Linked DNA regions of Homo sapiens: region 2 is linked to region 1. Evidence: chromatin loops called from intact Hi-C (ENCODE). Cell type or tissue: gastrocnemius medialis. All regions are shown on one strand. Each heading gives the region's core, and the rest is flanking DNA. Links, peaks and the distances in the headings are about the cores only.

The links. Hi-C counts contacts between places; a loop is a spot of excess contacts. Peaks named below come from ENCODE experiments on the same cell type or tissue, not always from the same donor. Only the 100,000 strongest peaks of a DNase experiment are listed, where the experiment ranks them.
Region 2: a loop joins it to region 1, with 2.8 times the contacts of the local background. A loop is called at or near these places in 1 of 110 quality-filtered maps.

Annotation. Positions count from the first base shown.
Region 1 is chr2:24,649,228-24,661,911 of GRCh38, forward strand. It overlaps NCOA1 (nuclear receptor coactivator 1), which reads left to right. Exons shown (of 23, transcript NM_003743.5): 5 at 9,434-9,539. The coding sequence starts at 9,451. Among named protein-coding and RNA genes, the nearest start is that of PTRHD1, 140 kb to the right of the region's middle. In gastrocnemius medialis, for the core only: no CTCF peak of the experiment used is centred there; DNase peaks (open chromatin) are centred at 8,774 and 9,494; H3K4me3 peaks cover 410 bases; H3K27ac peaks cover 7,809 bases.
Region 2 is chr2:24,717,306-24,725,305 of GRCh38, forward strand. The region is part of intron 14 of NCOA1 (nuclear receptor coactivator 1); the gene reads left to right. Among named protein-coding and RNA genes, the nearest start is that of PTRHD1, 72 kb to the right of the region's middle. In gastrocnemius medialis, for the core only: no CTCF peak of the experiment used is centred there; a DNase peak (open chromatin) is centred at 4,356; H3K27ac peaks cover 3,552 bases.

The sequences.
Region 1 (12,684 bases), core at 4,685-12,684:
AACACTGAAATTTTTATCACTCAGTTTTGTCTGTGCAAATGACAAAGCAAAATGATCATTTACTTTTTTAAGGCTGCTTCTGCTAAACTCTTATAAAACTCTTTTGTACGCCTGCAAGTAAATATTAAATACTTATATTCTTGTTTATACCAGCTGAAGATAGCTATAGTTAGGACGACTGATTTTTCCTCAAGAAATACCAACACAAATTAAAGTGGATTTTGGAAGACATGTGCAGTATACCTGCATAACTCTATGTCACTCTTAAGATAACTGGATTCATAGTTTCATAAGGAAATGTTGAGTTATTTTGCTAATTTGTTCTAATAAGATAGCTGCCACAAATATGTGATACAATGCTATTTTCCCTCAGTCGTGAATATACTAGGAATATTTTAATAAGGCAAATGTTTATTCTTCATCTTAAAATTAAATTTTAAATGAAGCCAATATGAGGAAAATATTAGGTTTTAAAACTAATTTGGTTTTCCTTTTTCTATGTATTTGTTAATAGAAAACAAAATAAACTTTTCTTTTTTCAAACTTATTTGTATTTAGAAAAATTAATGCAAAGAAAAAAAGCATTGTCGCTTAGTCTGTGGAATAAGCTTTTAGTGGTAAACACAGACGTATTAAATATATTGTTTCAAACATTAAGATACATTTAGAGGGCAAGTTACCAAATCCTTGATAATGTCTTTATTATTAGCATAATAAATTTAAAAGACTGCACAGGATTCTCTTTTACAAAAAGCACTATAAGAAAAATCTAGTATTTTATAGTAGAATATGAAATAAGATTAAATGGTGTTTTGATTTTTAAGAATTCATTGATTGCTTTGAATCCATTTATTTGATTTTGCTTTTTATTCTTGGCCATAATGGTTAAGAACGTTGGCAGTGATTTATGGTAGAAGCTTAGGGGAGCAGGGTCTCTTCTCTGGGCCAAGGATAACTACCATCTCAATTTGGGCCCTGGCATTGTGGATTTTGAGAGAACTTTTGTTTCCAGGGATTTCAGGAAATCCCTACCCATTCAATTAGCTTCAAAATATCTAGTATTCAACAAAAATTAGGAGGCATGCAAAGAAACAAAAATATTTGGCCCATATACAGGAAAAATAACAATCAGTAGTATCTGTCCCTAAGGGGGCCAGACATTGGACCTATTAAAGAAGAAAAAGTAGATAAGTTGGACTTCATTAAAATTAAAAACTTTTGTTCATTAAAGAATACTGTAAAGAAAATGAAAAGAGAAACCACAGAATTGGAGAAAATCATCTGTAAGTCATATATCTGATAGGGGTCTAATACCCCGAATGTAAAGCACTCTTATGACTCAATAAAAAGACAAGTTAAACCCAACCCAAAATCCTACAACTCAATAGCAAGAAAACATATAACCCAGATAAAGATCAGGCAAAGGACCTGAAAAGATATTTCTTTAAGGATGACATAAAAATGGCCAACAAGTATATGAAAGTTGCTCAACATCATAAAATGATCAAGGAAATGTAAGTAAAAGCCACTTTATCACCTCACATCTACCAGCTATTAGGATAGCTGTTACAAGTTGAGTATCCCTTATCAAAAATGTTTGGGGGACCAGGATTGTTTGATATTTTGGATTTTTATGGATTTTAGAATATTTGCATTATACTTACCAGTTGAGCATCGAAAATCTGAAATGCAGAATGCTCCAATGAGCATTTCCTTTGAGTGTTATGTTGGCATTCAAAAATTTTTGGATTTTGGATCATTTTAGGTTTGGGATTTTTAGATTTGGGATGCTCAACCTGTATCAAAAAGACAAAAGATAACAAGTATTGGCAAAGGTGTTGAGAAAAGGGAACCCATGTACCCTTTTGATGGGAACTTAGAATGGAGCAGCCATTATGAAAAACAGTATAGATACTCCTAAGGAAATTAACATATGACTCAGAATTAACATATGACCCAGCAATACCTTTTCTGGGTATATACCCAAAAGAGATGAAATCAGCTCATAAAGCTGTCTGCACTCCCATGTTCATTGCAGCATTATTCACAATAGCTGAGACATGGAAACAACCTAGGGGTTGCTCAGTGGACAAATAGATAAAGAAGTTGTAATATATATATGCAATGGAATATTATTCAGCCATTAAAAAGGAGGAGATCCTGCCATTTGCCACAACATAGGTGAGCCTGGAGGACATTTTGCTAAGTGAAATAAGTCAGACACAGAAAGAAGAATATTGCATAATCTCATTTACATGAGGCATCTTTAAAAACAAAGGCAAATATACAGAGATAGAGAATAAAACATTGCCATAGTGGGGAAAAATGGGTAACTATGGGAGATGATGGATATGTTCATTTGTTCATTTACAATAATAATATAACCATCATAATATATATAATAACCATTTTACTACATATCCTCATCTCATGACATCATGTTGTAAATCATAAATATACACAGTAAAATTTAGTTTTTAAAAAATAGGCAAAGGAGCTGAATAGACACATCTCCAAATAAGACATACAAATGGCCAATGAGTGCAAGAAAAGATGCTTGGTGTCATTAGTGATTAGGGAAATAGAAATCAAAACCATGAGATACCATTTCACACCCTCAAGGATGGCTGTAATTTTTTAAAGACAGGAAATAACTCTTTATTTGGTGAGGTTGTGGAAAACTGGAACCCTTGTACATTACTGGTGGGAATTTTAAATGGTGTAGTTACTGTGGAAAACTGGCTTTGATAATTCCTCAAAAAGTTAAAGAGTTACTGTATAACCTAACAGTTCCACTCCTAGTTAAATACTCAAGAGAATTAAAAACATGGCCACATAAAAACTTGTACATAAATGTTCACAGCAGCATTACTGATAATATTCAAAAAGTGAAAACTACCTAAATATCCATCCACTGGTGAATGGATAAACAAAATATGGCATCTCCAAACAATAGAATATTATTCAATTATTAAAAAGGCAGTGAAAATCCTGAAGTCCCTATCCTTCCTTACCACATGAGAAAGATTTTGGTTGTCATTGAAATGAACAGCTAAAATGAAAACTTGTTTCAAAGACCCTTACGTGTCTTAGGACTCCAGTTTGAGAAACATTTTTTTGGAAATTACCTAGTTCAGATCTCTATTTATCATGTTTTTCCTGTGTGATGCCCTTCATACAACTATTAACTTGGGGATATTTAGCTCTCAGAGTATCCTTCTCACTATATATAAATGCTTCTTCGTGCTAACTGCCTGCTAAGCATTTTTAAATATATTATTAGAAATGTTTATTAACTAATTGGCAGGGACTTTTTAAAATTATGCAGTTCTCAGCTAAATCCAAGAAATGAATGACAGATTTCTTATGTAGAAATTTAAATTCAACTGAATTATAAGGCACAGTTCTATTTCTTTAGCCTTCACCTGTTTGGTTTAGTCTGGTACATTTGAACAGAGATAAATGTAGTTTCTAGTTCCTAAAACTACTCTCTAGAGATTGCATAAGATTGGGTATAATTTAGCAACTCTTTTTAAATCAACAGGGTACTTTTACTTAGAAACCTTACCTCTTTTTAAATAGTGATATGCAAATTGGTTTCCTGAAACCAGCATTTATTTTCTTAATGATTCTTATTTAAGTACCCTGACTGCGAAATACAAAGCCATTTCACATAAATACAACTGTAATAGTTTTTCCTCATGAGAAGTTTTACATTGCCTTGTTTATTGTGTTTTGTAAACAGGAAGCAGTTAATACCAGAATCATACTATCAGCAAATTATGGGTGACTGTCTCATAGCTCTTCAGCTCTTGGCTCTTATTTCAGTAGGCCAGCCTGTCTGGCTGCTGTTGTTTGTTGTTTGCTCTCCCTAGCCCCAGAATCTCAGATATAGCAGTTGTGAATCTCCAGCTAGTAGTCTAAGGGTAGTACATATGGGAATCTTGCTTTAGATCCAGAGGTATTTATTACTCAAAATTATTCAATCTGTGAGATTGTATTATTCAGATCATGTAACTGCAGCATGGCTTGGGTTTGTAGTACTGTGAAATATCACGGGTTGTTTTTTTACAAAATAATAGATCTTTACTTTTTCAAAATTAGAATATTCCCTAATTTCTAGACCAAGAAGGCAGTTTGCTGTTTTTTTCCCATTGAAAGACAATAAGGATTTTAAGAAATTTCATGTTTCTCAATTATAAGAAATAATTTCAAAGATTTTAAAAATATTTCAGAAAATATTTAACCATACAAATTAAATATCTTTGTTTTAGAAATCTTAAATGTTGTATTAGTAAGATAGGTTAATTGTTTTTAATTCATCACCTATTTATTTAGTTTCTCTATCCTTTAGGTATTGTGTTAGATATTGGATATACAATAAAAAGATCTAATAACTGGCTTTGAGTTCACAATCCCAAAAGGGAGACAAAATAATTGTAACTTATAGCACATTGTAATAAAAAAACATAGGCCCAGGATTATTTTGAGAACAAGTAGAATTTCAGATGGATAAATTCTTAGATGGACATAACCTAATTTCATTGGAGGCCGAAAAGATGAGCAGCTAAGGAAACAAAAAATGGCCCCTGAACATGAAGTAAGCGTTAGCCAACTCTTTTCTTTTGAATTGGGCAAATTCTAAAGTCATGTCTTTCAACTTCCTTGTTCAGCATTTTCTTCTCTCTTTTGTTTCTACTTTTGTAGAAAAGTTTAGAATTGATGCTTCATTATTACAAATTTATTGCATTATTTCATTTTTGTATTACTAAATTTTAAAATACATTTTATTTATATGAAATTATATGACTTCTTTACTTATGTGAACTTTGGTTAATCTTATTTATGCTTCTGTGAATCTCTGCAGGAAAACAAGGTGTATATTTTGTTAGTTCCAGTAATACAATGGACTGATTATTTTTATTTTGTGTTTGAGTTTTAGAATGGATGGTAACAAAACCATGTTGGTCTTTTGACTTTGTTTTGTGGTGGCTGTTGCAAGTCTGGTATATTTGCCTTGCATTGGGGTTGTTCATATTAAATTGTAAATTTTGCAAAGGCCAACTAGGCTTCTATATTTTCCTTATTGTGTGTTCCTTCCTCTCCAGTCACCCCCATAGAAGGTTTAATAAATTGTTTTTTAAGACATTAATCTGTAATGCAGTTCATCTCATTTATCATTAACAGAAATCTGAAATTTAAAAGTATATCATTTTTTATACATGTTTAATTTGAGGTGACAGTGGGATATCCAAATGAAAACATCCAGTTAACAAGTGGACATTCAGATACCAAATTACTAAGATGAGAAAGATTGTGGACATTCAGATACCGGATTACTAAGATGAGAAAGATTGTACTTACTCTTCACAGAGGAAGTCTTAGAATAAAAGTCAAATCCTATCATCCTTCTGTTGTTAATCCTCCAGTGACTGCCTCAGTCACTGGGACTTAGTCCTTGCAATGACTTTTAAGACCTTACATGGTATAGCCTCCTATTATCTCTCTGAACTCGTCACTTACTCCCCCATCCCCCAGGTTCTAGCCATGCTCACCTCTTTCATGTTTCTCAAAAAGCAGTTATGCTCCTGCTTTAAGGTCCTTCTACCTCCCCTTGCCAGAAGCACCCTTCTTCCATTTATCATTCTCTTGGCTGTCTCTCCCTTACCCCCTTCTTACCTTTGTTCATATCTCTCACTTTTTCAGTGAATCCTTTCCTAATTACCTTACTTGCTTCCCTTCCACTTCCACATACCTAAGCCTCTGTTTTTGCTTTATTTTTCTCCAGAGTAAGTATTATAACTTACTTTTTAATTTTATGTGTTGTTGTCTCTGTCACAATAGAATGAAACTTAATGAGGACAGTTATTTTGTAAATTTTATTCACTGCTCTATCTCTAGTGCGTAGAACAGAGGTTGGCATATGGTAAGAGCTCAGTAAATATTTGCAGCTAATTTAAATTGGTCTTCTCCCACACTGAGATCAATTTAAAGTTTTTTGGCTAGTATTTACCTTTTTGTCTAATATTTACCTTTGCTGAGTACATATTACCAAGGATTTTATTTTTAAAGTCTTTTCTTGAAGTTGAAACTAAAGTTAACATATATAATCTATATGCTTGTATATACAGATGATATATATAACATAATTTTATTTATATGTAGATCATATAGTAATATGCAATACATAATACATGGCATATATAATCTATGAACACTTGATTGGACTGTCATTTAGTAATTCATTCACCAGATCCTATAATAGACTCACACAATAGGTGAGAGCAGATGCAAACTTTATATATTATGTTTAGGAGATTGGATGTTGTCCTATGGGCATTGAGGATTTAGTGAAGGGTTTTAAGTAAGAGATTGACATGATTAGATATACACTTGGTAGCCTACTCTGGTGGGTCTGCAGAGGATAAACTTAAGGAGGACAAGACCGGAAACAGGGAGAAGCTATTTGGGAAGCTATTTTAGTAGTCCAGCAAAAGAGTTAAATGAGAACCTGAATTGAGATCTTGGTAAAGGAGAATATGAAGAAAGGATGGATTTTGGAAATATTTAAGAAGTAATGGCCGGGCATGGTGGCTCACGCCTGTAATCCCAGCACTTTGGGAGGCCGAGGTGGGCAGATCACTAGGTCAGGAGATCGAGACCATCCTGGCTAACATGGTGAAACCCCATCTCTACTAAAAATACAAAAAATTAGCCGGGCATGGTGGCAGGTGCCTGTAGTCCCAGCTACTCGGGAGGCTGAGGCAGGAGAATGGCGTGAACCCGGGAGGCGGAGCTTGCAGTGAGCTGAGATCCCGCCACTGCACTCCAGCCTGGGCGACAGAGCGAGACTCCGTCTCAAAAAAAAAAAAAAAAAAAAAGGAAGAAGTAAAAACTGACATTTGCTTGCATGCAGGATATGAGAGAAGAGGCTAGAATGACTGCAGTGTACCAACTGAGACAAGAAATACATGAGAAGGAAATAGGTTTATAGAGAGACTTTGCCCAAGGACAGGCAGGTAGTGTTTAATCCAGGATTTAAACAAAGTTTTTCTGGCCCCAAAGCCCATGCTGGTTTTTTGTTTTGTTTTGTTTTTGCTTTTATTATTATTTTTAATTGTTGCATAATAATTGAACATATTTATAGGGTACAGTGTGATACTTTGATACATGTGTACAATGTGTGTGATCAAATCAGAGTAATTAGCATGTCCCTCACGTCAATCATTTTTCATTTCTTCGCATTGGGAACATTCAAAATCTACTCTTTTTGCTATTCGAAAATAAATTGTTGTTAATTATAGTTACCTACAATGCTATAGAACACTAGAACTAATTTCTCATATTTAGCTATACTTTTGGATCTGTTAAACAACCTCTGGCTATCCTCTCCTCCTCACATCCTTCCCAGCCTCTAGTAACCACTATTCTGCTATCTACTTCTATGAGATTAACTTCTTTAGTTTACACATGAGTGAGAATATGCAGTGTTTGTCCTGTGGCTGGCTTATTTCACCTAGCATGATGCCCTCCAAGTTTGTCCATGTTGCCATGAATAACAAGATTTCATTCTTTTTTGTGGCTGTCTGGTATATTTCACTGTGTATATATACCACATTTTCTTTACCCATATATCTGTTGATGGACACTTAGGTTGATTTCATATGTTGGCTTATTGTGAATACTGCCACATAAATATTGGAGTGCACATATCTCTTCAACATACTGATTTCATTTCCTTTGGACATATGCATATTTGTAGGATTGCTGTATCAGATATATAGTAGTTCTATTTTTAGTTTTTTGAAGAACCTCCATGCTCTTTTCCAAATGGCTACGCTAATTTACATTCCCACTAAAAATGTATACGAGTTCCCTTTTCTCTTCATTTCTTCCCGGCACGGAAGCCCATCCTTTTAACTACCATGTTGCAGTAGGCAAATCTAGTTGACTCCTTATCAGGGAAATGAGACCTTGAAAATGATACTTAAGCAGGGATGCTTTTGCTGCTGTTTATAGGACAGATTAGAAGTGAGAATGACTAGAATTGAGAAGCAAGATTAAAGGATCTTGCATTAATCTACAATTAGGTATTTGGTTCCAAATGAGGATTATAACTGTATCTGGGAATGAAGAAGGAAGAGACAATCTTGTTAAGGAAAAATTAGCAGGATCTGAATGCCAGTTAGAAATGAGTAAAAGAGAAGAATAAAAAATTGTAAAATTATGATCCTAAGAGTTGGAAATTTTCATAAATAGCACTTCTAATATGGAGAAATTGAAAATGTGCCTTTTTGGTTGCATGAAATAATAAGTTCATGATTAAAATGTTAGGGATTATTTGTACACCAAAAAATATGACAGTCATTAATCTTCAGAAAAGGGCTAGAAGCAGAGTCAGTTTTAAGACTAGAGAAAAGGGTTTACTCAGACATACCAGTTAAAGCCATGTGAGAGATTCTCAGCATTCTTTATAATAAAGTTTTTCAGTATGGCTGCTAACATACAGTGCTGTAGTTTAATAATTTAGAATTTAAGGAAAAGCTAAAGGTTCTCCCATTTAACAAGAATTTTCTTTCCTTTTATAAGGGTAGATGGAGTAAAAGAGAATGGTGAAGTGTGTTGTTTGGCACTAATAAAATCCAAAAGGTAGTGATGATTGTAAGACCAAGGATAGGATTCTGAGTTTCATTAGGGATTATATGGAGAATAATGGTTGATGAGGGACAGATCAGCAGGGATCTTTAAGTGCAGTTGCTAACTGGTGCAACATGTGAGAGACCTGGCTGGTGTGCTAGGCGGAATGACTTTGTGTTCTCTGGGATCTATACCAAGATCCTAACATAGACTAAACATTTGATCTTTGTTGCCTGACTACATAAACAAAAGGTTAGGAGTATAGAACTCACAGCGTACAATTCAAAATCTAAATCTAGTTTATCACTTTAACTTAATTATGTATGTACTATTTATCTTCCTATCAATATAAAATCCCAAACCTTATGAGTGAAAGTTATTTTAAATTCTTTTGAAAAGCAGCTTCTAAATAATAAATGCAAAGAATAATTTCTCTGACTCCAGTTCAACATTCGGCTTCTACATTTACACGTGAAAATGATTATTTTCTCTTTGGAAAAAAAAATCTCAGTATCTATTTAATTATTCTAACCATGTTTTCATCCTAATTGGTTGTAACAATTTCACAAAGGATTATTAATTTTATTTTACAGATGTAGAAAAGAAAGTATAGAAACACTATCTGATGACCTCTGTACTTTTATGTAGATCTTCATGTTTTTATGATGGCTGTAATTATCTATTCATTGATATAGCACAATTTTTAGAAATTTTCTAACAGAGGGGAGCTTCCCTACCTTTATTTGGTTGGAAAGGTCATAAGGGTAGATTTCTTACTGTTGTCCTTCCTGTTTAGGTGTGAAGTTTTTCAACATGAGTGGCCTCGGGGACAGTTCATCCGACCCTGCTAACCCAGACTCACATAAGAGGAAAGGATCGCCATGTGACACACTGGCATCAAGGTAGGAACACTCCTCTTAGTCTATTTTTGGCAGAGCTGCTTTATTACTTTCACTGCCACTTCAGAGCTTTTGTTTAATCTACTCCAAGTTCAGTGGCTTTCTTTGAGTCTTTCATACTCACCATGTTGTCTTCCTTCCCCCAGGGTCTTTGCACATGTTTCTCCCTCAATCCAGCTTGCTTCCTCTTGATTTCCTTTAGTTAACACCTACTCATCCTTCAGATGCCAGCTTAGTCATTACATACTTAAAGAGAGCCTTCTCTTCCTTCCATAACTGTTAGATCAAGTTCCTCCATTCATGTATCTGTCTCAGATGTTTTTATAGCCATGATCCATAATTGCAGATTTTTACTAGTGTGATTATTTCATGAATTTCTGGCTTCCCCGCTAGACTCTAAGCTGCCACTTGGTAAAGGACCTTGTTTGTTCTTGCTCATCATTGTATCCTTAGTTCCTAAAACAGTGTGTGGCTTATATATAGTAAGAACACAGTAAAGATTTGTCAAATGAATATATAAATCTATTATACACCTTTAATTGCTATCTTAGAACATTATGGCATTAATGGAGCTAAGAAATATCAGGATTTTAAAAAATGATTGTGTAGTTAAATATTTGGTTTGTTATAAGGAATATGACCACCTTGAACAGGCTAAAAGGAACCTAATGCTAAGGAGACCCTCACAAATGCCAGATAGAGAAGAAACCTCAAATGCCAGATAAATTTAAATATGCATAGTTATATTCAGTCCTATTAACTTTTGATTAGTATTGCATTACATGAATATACCACATTTGAAAAATATGTTTTTCTGCAGATACATACCCTAGCTGCTCATTTAATATTAGGTTAAAAGAGCAGCTAGCTTCCTACCTGAGAGCAGCTTCCTAGAATGAGTGGAGATTTTATTCCACTCATCTTCTAGGATTTAGAGGAAAGTTTTTCAAACTCCACACTATTGACATTTCGTGTCAGATAATTTTTTGTTGTGGGGGAGCTGTCCTGTATTTTGTAGGATGTTTAGCAGTATCCCTGCTTCTACACACCAAATGTCAGTAGCATCTTAGTTGTGACAACCAAAAATGTCTCCAAACATTGCCAAATGTCCCCTGGGGCCAGGGGAAACAAAATCACCTCTAGTTGATAATCACTGATCTAGAGAGTAAAGCTACAGAAGACTCTTCTGTCCTTGGATTACATGCTGCTTTCTCTCATGGGAGGAAAAAAAGGAGGATTTTAACAGGAGAATGCCAGGGCTCCAGGCTCGAGAAAGAAAAGTGACTATTTATCTTACTCAGCTCAGAGAGCTGTCAGAGAGAGACAATAACCTGAGTACTCATAATCACAAGTAAGTGTCCAGATGCTGGGAGGAAGGTTGAGATCAAGATGCAATCTAGAAGTGTGTCAAAAATTAATGCTCTTGTTTTATCTGTGTATAAAATCAGTCCTTAAAGGAAAAGCTAAGAATAAATATCTTTTACATTTAATTTTTTGTTTGGGGAAATTTTTTAAATATATAAAAGAATATAGGCGAAGACACTATATCATACAACAGAATGTAATTGATAATATTTTATCATATTATTATTTTGTTAATATGTTATCATATTTGCATAATCCTGTTTAAAAGTAATACAATATTAACAATTGATTTGTCTGCAGTATTTTAATCTATTTTTAATAATTATGTGTGTATTTTATATATATACACACACAGGTATCTGAGCAATATAGAATATTACATTTACATAATTTATGTAATACTGTATATATTTTCTATAGTATACTTTTTCAACATGGATTTTGAGGTTTAAATATGCATAGATATATTCAGTCCCATTAACTTTTGATTAGTATTGCATTACATGAATATACCATCTTTGAAAAATATATTTTTCTACAAATACATTCCCTAGAGATAAACAGCCTGTTACAAATTTTCAATGTTACAGCCAGCCCTGCAGCAAATATCCTCACACATATCTCCTATTTTATACATAAAAGTTTCTTTGGCTGGGTACAGTGGTTCACTCCTGTAATCCCAGCACTTTGGAAGGCCGAGGCAGGTGGATCACCTGAGGTCATAAGTTTGAGACCAGCCTGGCCAACATAGTGAAAACCCATCTCTATTTAAGAAAAAAAAAAATTGCCAGTTGTGGTGCCGGGCATCTGTAATCCCAGTTATTCAGAAGGCTGAGGCAGGAGAATCACTTGAACCCGGGAGGTGGAGGTTGCAGTGAGCCAAAATAGTGCCACTGCACTCCAGCTTGGGCAACAAGAGCAAAACTCCGGCTCAAAAAAAAAAAAGAGTTTCTTTAATATCTAGGTAAATTTTTATGTTCACTAGGTAAGTACCACATTGTTTTTCAAATAACAGGCATTGAGAATTCCTCTTTTCCCACATTCTTACTATCACTGTTCTCTTCTCATGTTAACACTTTGCCAGTCTAATGGGTGTGGGGTTATAGTTTAAAGGGCATTTCCATGATGATTAGATAAACTGATCACCTTTTTTTGGTCTTTTACTCATTTATATTTTCCTCCTTTATGAATTTCTTGGTTGTATCTTTTGCCCATGTTCCTGCTGGGTTGTTTGTTCTTTTATTTTTTGTTTCTAAGACTTACTTTAAATTTTCTGGTTATTAACCTTTTCTTGTTTATAACTGATGCAAGTATCTTCTCCCAACCTGTTGGTTAACATTATTTATGATGTCTCTTGACATACAGAGCCATAGGTTTTCATGTGTCAAGCTTTTTAGGGTCTTGTTTAATAATTTTTCTTCTACTCTAAGGTTTTAAATGTATTTTTATATGTTTTCTTCTAATACATGTTTAGGGTTTTAATTAATCTGAAATTTATTTTTGTGCATGGTGTAATATAGGGACCTAATTGTATTTATTGTTTTTCCCAGTTATCAGTAATGACACTACCCTTGACTGTTTTTATTCCGTTACCTTTATTATAAGTCAAGTTCCTGTATATATAGGGATCTGGTTCTGAGCTTTCTTATGATAATTGCCTTGATATGTGATGAAACAAGACGTTCTTGGTTATTCTTCAGATCCATCCATTGTGCTGAATCTTCTTATGTGTTTTAATGGTTTATCTGTAGATGCTCTGATGTTTTTGTGTATATAGCATCAT
Region 2 (8,000 bases), core at 1-8,000, 63 kb after region 1:
TGTTTATGGCAGCTTTATCCATAATTGCCAAAACTTGGAAGCGATCAAGCCATGAAAAGACATTGCTGAGAAGAAGCCAATCTGAAAAGGCTACACATCCTGTATAATTCCAGCCGTATTCTGGAAAAGGCAAAGCTGTGGAGACAGTCAAAAGATCAGGAGTTGCCAGGGGTTTGTTGTCAGTGGTTGCCAAAGGCAAGGATGAATAAGGAGAACACAGGGGATTTTATGTGATAAGTATCATACCTAAAAATCCCCTGTGTTCATATCATGTATAAATAAATGTACATAGACATATACACATATATATATATAAATCATGTGTATGCAATGACATGTATCTATCCTGTCATTCTGTATTGGTCAAAATATCAAAATCCACAGAATGTACAACACAAAGAGTGAACTCTAATGTAAACTGTGGACTTTAGTTAATACTAATGTGTCAATATTGGCTTATCAGTTCTAACAAATGTACCACACTAATGCAATAGTAGGAAAAACTGTCCAATCTAAACACTGGGCAAAGGATTTTAAAAGATATTTCACAAAGGAAGATATGAAAATGGCAAATCAGCATGTGAAAAGATGGTTAATATCTTTTTTTTTTTTTTTTTGAGTCTCTCTGTTGCCTAGGCTGGAGTGCAATGGCATGATTGCCGCTCGCTACAACCTCTGCCTCTCAAGTTCAAGCAATTCTCGTGCCTCAGCCTTCCAAGTAGCTGGGATTACAGGTGTGCACCACTATGCCTGGATAATTTTTTTTGTATTTTCAGTAGAGATGGGGTTTCTCCATTTTGGCCAGGCTGGTCTAGAACTTCTGGCCTCAAGTGATCCACCCGCCTTGGCTTCCCAAAGTGCCAGGATTACAGGTGTGACCCACTGCTCCCGGCCAAGATACTTAACATCTTTAATCATCAAGGAAATGCAAATTAAAACTACAGTGCAATACCACTGCATACCCATTAGAATGCCCAAAATTTTAAAAACTGACCATACCAAGTGATGGCAAGTGATGGCAAGGGTGTGGAACAATTTGAACTTTTACATTGCTAATGGCATGTAAAGTGGTATAGCAAATTTGGAACATTGTTCAGCAATTTCTCATAAAGTTAATCATACATTTACCATGTAACCCAACAGTTCAACTTTTAGGTATTTAACCAAGAGAAATGAAAGTCCACGTCCATAAAGATACTTGACTACAAATATCCATACAGTTTTATTCAAAATAGCCCCAAACTGGGTGGGCGCGGTGGCTCACACCTGTAATCCCAACATTTTGGGAGGCTGAGGCAGGCAGATCACTTGAGGTCAGGAGTTCAAGACCAGTCTGGCCAACATGGTGAAACTCCATCTCTACTAAAAAAAAATACAAAACTAGGCTAACATGGTGAAACCCCATCTCTACTAAAACTACAAAAAAAAAAAAAACAAATCAGCCGGGCGGCTACTCAGGAGGCTGAGGCAGGAGAATGGCCTGAACCCGGGAGGCAGAGCTGGCAGTGAGCCGAGATCGCGCCACTGCACCCCAGCCTGGGCGACAGAATGAGACTCTGTCTCAAAAAAAAAAAAAAGCCAGGTGTGGTGGCGGGCGCCTGTAATCACAGCTTCTAGGGAGGCTGAGGCACGAAAATCACTTGAACCTGGGAGGTGGAGGTTGCAGTTAGCCGAGATCGCACCATTGCATTCCAGCCTGTACTACAAAGTGAGACTCTGTCCCAAAAAAAAAAAAAAAAAAAAAAAAAAACCCCAAACCGGAACAAACTAAATGTCTGTCAACAAGTAAGTGGTGTATTCATAAAATGAAACACTGCTCAGCAATGAAAAGGAAGGAACTATAATACTATTACATAGGATGAATTACTCTTGGAAACATGCTAAGTGAAAAAAGCCATATATATTCAGATTTTTTTTAAGCTCTCAAACAGGCAAAACTAATCTGTAGTAATAGAAGTCTGATCATTGTTTGCCTGAGTTAGGAAGATTGATAGCCAAGGAACATGAAGGAAATTTTAGAGGTGATAGAAATATTCTGTTTTCTTGATTTGAGTGGAAAGTCCTGGGTTTATACCTTTCTCAAAATTTGTTGAACTGTACAAAATTTGTTGAACTTAAAATGGGTGCATTTTATTGTATGTAAATTATACATCAATGAAGTTTAGTTTAGAAATATCTGAGAGTAGAATGATTTCCAGCCAATAACTATCACATTTCTTGTAGTTGTAAAGATAGAATAAAGCATTTTCAGATATAAAAGACCTCAGATTTTATCTGCTTGATATATTCACCTTTTCTAGCAAAGGTCCTGGAAGATGTCCTTAAACAGGGGAAAACCAAAAGAGACAAAACCAAAAGAGACGGAGGAAGCAAAGGATCTGAAAGGAAGCCCAGGAATGACAGCTGATCCACAAGATTAGGGAACAACCAGTGCATATTGAACCGGGGGCCTGGCGAATCCTCTAGAAAGGAGGCCTCCAGAGAAGAAATGAATTGATCTCCTTGAGTTTATAGAAAATATTATTGATAGATTTATGTCAGAATGTTGAAACATCTGATAAATTCTAGAACCGCTGACAAATGAAAACATAAGAAAATTATTAACTCCAGAAAAAAGAAAGTATGGCACAAGAGAGGAGGTTCGAACAAAGTGCACAATTTGACTTAGCAGTGAGCAATATTTGCATAATCATAATCAAAATATTAGCTTTTGATTTTATAAAAAACTATGATCTCTGTTAGGGAATTGGGAACCAGGATGGTAGTAAGAGAGGTACATGTGGAAGAACTAAGACCTCATCTATAATGAGGGGAAGTCAGTAAATCTAAAATGGAGACATCAAGAAATAGCAATATATGCATATTTAGAAATAAATAGGCAATGCCAAAGAAAACAGTTTTCAGAGTTGCAGATGGTTGCCTCTATTGAGAAGGAGGTAACTAAGTGACTGGAAGGGGTGAGGCAAGAAACTGCTTTATTTATTATGGGCCTCTTGGTTCTGACTTATAAAATTATGTGTGTGTGTTAACTTGATAAAAACTAGAGTTAATAGAAATAGTATCTGCTAGCTTTGCAAGTTGTGAAAGTGGGGTGTTTTCTGTCATAGTCTGTATTGAGGCAAACAGCTTTTTTCTCCCTTGAGGCTTCCCCTCCGGAGTACAGCTCCATAAGTGAAAGTATGTAAATAGGCCAGAATCTGTTTCACCTCGTGCTAATATGTTCGCAAAGGCCAAGAGCATAGAGGGGAAGATACCAAGGTAGATATGGGGGAGGTCAGTAGATGCAGACAACCAGTCTACAATGTGTAGATATAGACAGGAAAGAAAAAAGAATTCAGAGACCATAAGGCTAAGGAAACAAGTTGGGTGTGAAAAAGGAAAAAAGAATTAAGGATTGCAGAAGGAAAAAGAAAGAAAAAAGATGGGAACAAAAATATGATAGCGTATAAAGAGAAGAAGAAAAGAATCACTTCTAATTCTCTGCCCCACTCTTACCTCTAAATTGTCCCATCACTACTGTCTACTAGAACCAGAGTCTATTATTGATTGGCCCACATCTTAAGTTTGTGCCCGCCCAGGAAAATCAAGCACCTTTCCTTACTTTAGTCTTCAATCTTAGCTGAACTGTGTCACGTACAAATATCTTGCATAGGATAGTTTAATTATCATCCTCCTTCACCACCTGAGATACACAGTTAGAAGTAATGGCTCTATCCCCCATGACACTTATCTTTTTCTCTTATACTTTTCTTTTCCTTGCCATTTTGCACTGTATTCTGAGAGAATCTCTGAGCTCAACTTTCCAGATCAAAACTAAATCTTCAGCTATGTCCATCCTGCCCTTCAGTCCATCTATTGAGATCATTTCATCATAGCTATAATTTTAAGATTTCTAAACATTCTTTTTCTTAGGAGTCTATTACTTTTTATGGATGCAATAGACTTTTTAATCTGTATGATGATATTTATTGTAATTTGGGGTTCACTCATTTTCTATACTAACTCTTTTTTCTTCAACATTACTTTCTTCATTAAAGTTGCTTTCTTTCTCCTGTTGACTTTTCTTGAATGTTTGGTAAATTTTGACTGTCTCTCCATATATATTGAAAAAGATCTAGAATTTTAAAATACTGGTAGCTAGTGTATTTCTTTAGCTAAAGTGAGAAGCCCTTTTCCCCTGGCAGTGAATGTAGATTCTGATTATAGAAGCCCTACTTCTCAGTTGTTGTGAGGAATAGGCCTTGGAGGTGGGGAAACCCCTTGTGGCAGCCCTAGCACCCCCTTTGGGAGATTCCCTGGGCAGAACTCCCATTTTGAGTCATATGCTCACAATTGTAATCCCATGGACAGGTGCCAGAGTCAGCTGCACTCAGAGCAATGGCCTGGCAGCAGCTGTTCAGCCATCCATAATTATCCAGCAATTGCCCATGGCCTGTTCCTTTATTTGCTCAAATGACCACTGAGCCTGGAGTTGTTCTGGTGTTCTGGGAAAATTCCTCTCTTTGGAAAATCTCTTTCTCCTGTTGCAAGTGTTTTAGTTTAGTTGAAGTTTCACAATCAGTTTGTTTCCATTTGTGTTTTGTCTTTCAGAAATTCTTCGTTGTTTTAGTCTTCTGCCATGAAAATTTCTTCTGCCTTTCCTTCGGCTGTAGATTTGTGTTCCCCTTTTTTCTTTCTTGAGTTATTTCAGTGGTGTTTTTGAAGAGAAAATAAAATATAAGTGATATATCTGCCACATTGAACCACAAGTCTCCTTGGGTTCGTTTACAAATGAGAAAACAAAGGTCCAGAGAAAAGGGAGACACATAAACACACACAGACAAAAACTTCCCCAAAGTAGTATTTGTAGAATAAACCAGGATTTAAATCTCAATCCACCTGGTTTCAAAACATGTTGTGTGTATGCACACACACACACCCAAGCAGTGTGGCCAAGTGATTTAAGTAATTTTGTTAGAAATGTTCTACCAGAGCACATCCAGGTAAATACTGCTTTTTCAATGGAGATAGCTTTTATGAGGGTACTGTTGATCAGAATGTGTACAGCATGCCTGTTTGTCAGTACCTTCAAAACCTTTGCTGTGTCCTTTTGACTATCTTCAAATCCCTATTGTTTGAGGGTAGATTTCACTTTTGAAAATTTCCAGTCATGTGGAACCAAATACGTTGATCTAAAAAGAATAATGCTGTTTTTTTTAAATCAAAAACTAAAAAGTGTACCTATGAGGAAACTTATTTTCTTGAAGGACCTGTGGACTGGTTGAGATAGTTCCTGAAGAATTCCAAAAATATTTAAGCATTGACATCACTGGAATAAGTGAATGACCGTGTGAGGCAGTTGTTTTTGTGTTCTGTGAACATAAACATTCTGGGATAATTTTTTTTTAATCTTATTAATTCACAGTAAATCAAAAATATTGTATAACTATAAAAATCACTATTTTCGTATGCAACATTTTCAGTACCTAAAAAGATCCATTTTTCAGCTTGGGCAACATGGTGAAAAATGGGCAACATGGGCAAAAAATACAAAAATTAGCCAGGCATGGTGGTATGCACCTGTAGTCCCAGCTACTTGGGGAGCTGAGACAGGAGGATCACTTGAACCCAAGGAGGTGGAGGTTGCAGTGAGCCGAGATCATGCCACTACACTCCAGCCTGGGCGACAGTGAGACCCTGTCTCCAAAAAAAAAAAAAAAAAAAAATCCTTTGAAGTTACATTTCATGGTTTTTGTATATTTGTTTATTTATTTTTAGTGATTAAGATATTCACGGTTCAACATTCAAAAAAGTTTTTAAAATATATAGTGAAAAATATCTTTCCTGGCAGTATCGTTTTTTCTGTACCTTCAAAAATTACGTACATAGACTTCCCTTTTTAAAATACAAATAGTGTCATACTATACACATTAGCTGTTCTGTATCTTAGTCACTTTTTCACTTAATGTTCTATGGATGTCATTCTGTATCAGTGCATAAAGAGCATCTTTATTCTTTTTTTATAGCTGTACAACTTCTTACAGTTGTACCAGAATTTACTTAACCAGTAGCCTGATAGGCATCTTTTGCTATCACAAAGCTGTAATGAATAATCTTATGTAGAGATAATTTACCACATGTGACGGTATATCTGAGATACAAGTTCTGAATAGAATTGCTGGGTCAAAAGATAGATATTGCCAAATAGTCCTTTCCAGCAGTTGTTTCAGCTTACACCCTAACTGATAATGTTTCCATTTCTGCATATCCTTGCCAATACATTGAATTATGTACTTTCTCATTTTTGCCCATCTGATGGTTTTATTCTTTTAGGTATCTCAATGTCATTTTAATCTATATTTCTTTTATTGTGAATTAGATCATATTTTAATGATTTTATAATATTCATTTATGTTCATATTCTCTACCTATTGTCTTACTGGGTTTTTATCCTATTGATTTATAGAATTTTTTATATGTTAGAAAAATGAGTTCTTTGTCTACATCATGTTTTGAAAAAAATAAAACACTGTAACTGCTGTGCAGTTACTGCCAAATGTAACACAAAACTAAACCAGAAACTTCCTTAACAACAGCTGAAGAAAATTAACTGTGAATATCAAAATCAGTAGATACTAAATCAACTGTTAGAAGAGTAGAATGTGCAAAAGCCACCCTCATGGTTAAGAAAATGCTTTCTACTTGGTGTACAGAAATTTTTTTCTATATCCTAATCTTGGAAGTGACAGAAATTTTTAAATTATTTCTTAATATAAGGGGGGTTTTTTTGTTTGTTTTTTGTTTTGTTTTGTTTTGTTTTGTTTTGTTTGCTGGGTTCAGTGTCCCTTTTAGCTATATTTTAAATGGAGGAAGTATGATGTTGAGCCCTTTGCAAAGATGATAACGAATGTTAATAGCTTGATCGGGGGATCCCTAGGGCTTGTTTTCTGCCCCTACTTCAGCTGCCTGTTTCCAGCAGAAATGACTGTATTGTCCTGTATTACATGTATACTTACTCATGTTTGTGTCACAGAAATGACCAAAAATATTTCATTTATTCTCTGGACAAAGAGAGAGAGCCTGTGTATTTCCTAGAAGAAATACGTGAAGCATACCTTCACATTTTTTACAGAAGGCAGTTTCTAAAGAAAGTCGCAAAAGGTTGAAATGACTTTCAGAATAAAAACCAACTTCTTTTAAGCATGCAGTCTATCCAAACAAAACTTTTTTTTGACTTAAAATTTTATTAGTATGGGGATTTTTTTGTTTGTTTTTGTTTGCTTAGTCACCAAACTCAGCATATGAATCTTATTTTGAAAATATTTTATCCAACTTATTTTCTTAACATTTTTTTCAAGACTAGTAAAATTAGATACTGTGTCCTATTACTGAGTCAAATAAACTATCTTGCAAAACTTAGTATTGCTAGTAGACAGTGGACAGCCATGTAAATTTTCTTAGACTTTTAAATTAATTAATTTTGGTTATAATAATTAAGATTAGATTTCTTGAAATAAGATTGAGGAATTAACATGTAGGCAGAGCCAATGGGACAGTTTTAGATAATCTTTGACCAACTTTCTGATTTAAATAATGACAGAAAGTAAGTGATTATTTCCCTTTTTTTTTGTTGTTTTATTTTGTTGTGTTTTTCAGAATCCTACAGAATTTGATTTCTATATCATTTGTCATGATAGAGATGAGGTTAATCGAAAGCTGTAATTATATACATTTAAAAGTAAATGTGTTTATGTAACTTTTATTTCTCAGTTATACTAAATATTGAATATATTCACTTAGAAGTGAGCCTTGCATGTATTATGTAGTTAATAATGTTCAGTAACTAGCATTAAGTACATTTTGGGAAGCATCCTTAAATCTACTTATTCTTCATTCATTCGAATGAGAAATTCTACCTCAATAAGCTTTCCCTTAAAACTCCAAGGCTGTTTTAGTTTTTAAAAAAAGATTCTATTTGGGCTACTATAACAAAATACCACTGACTAGGTGGCTTAAACAAC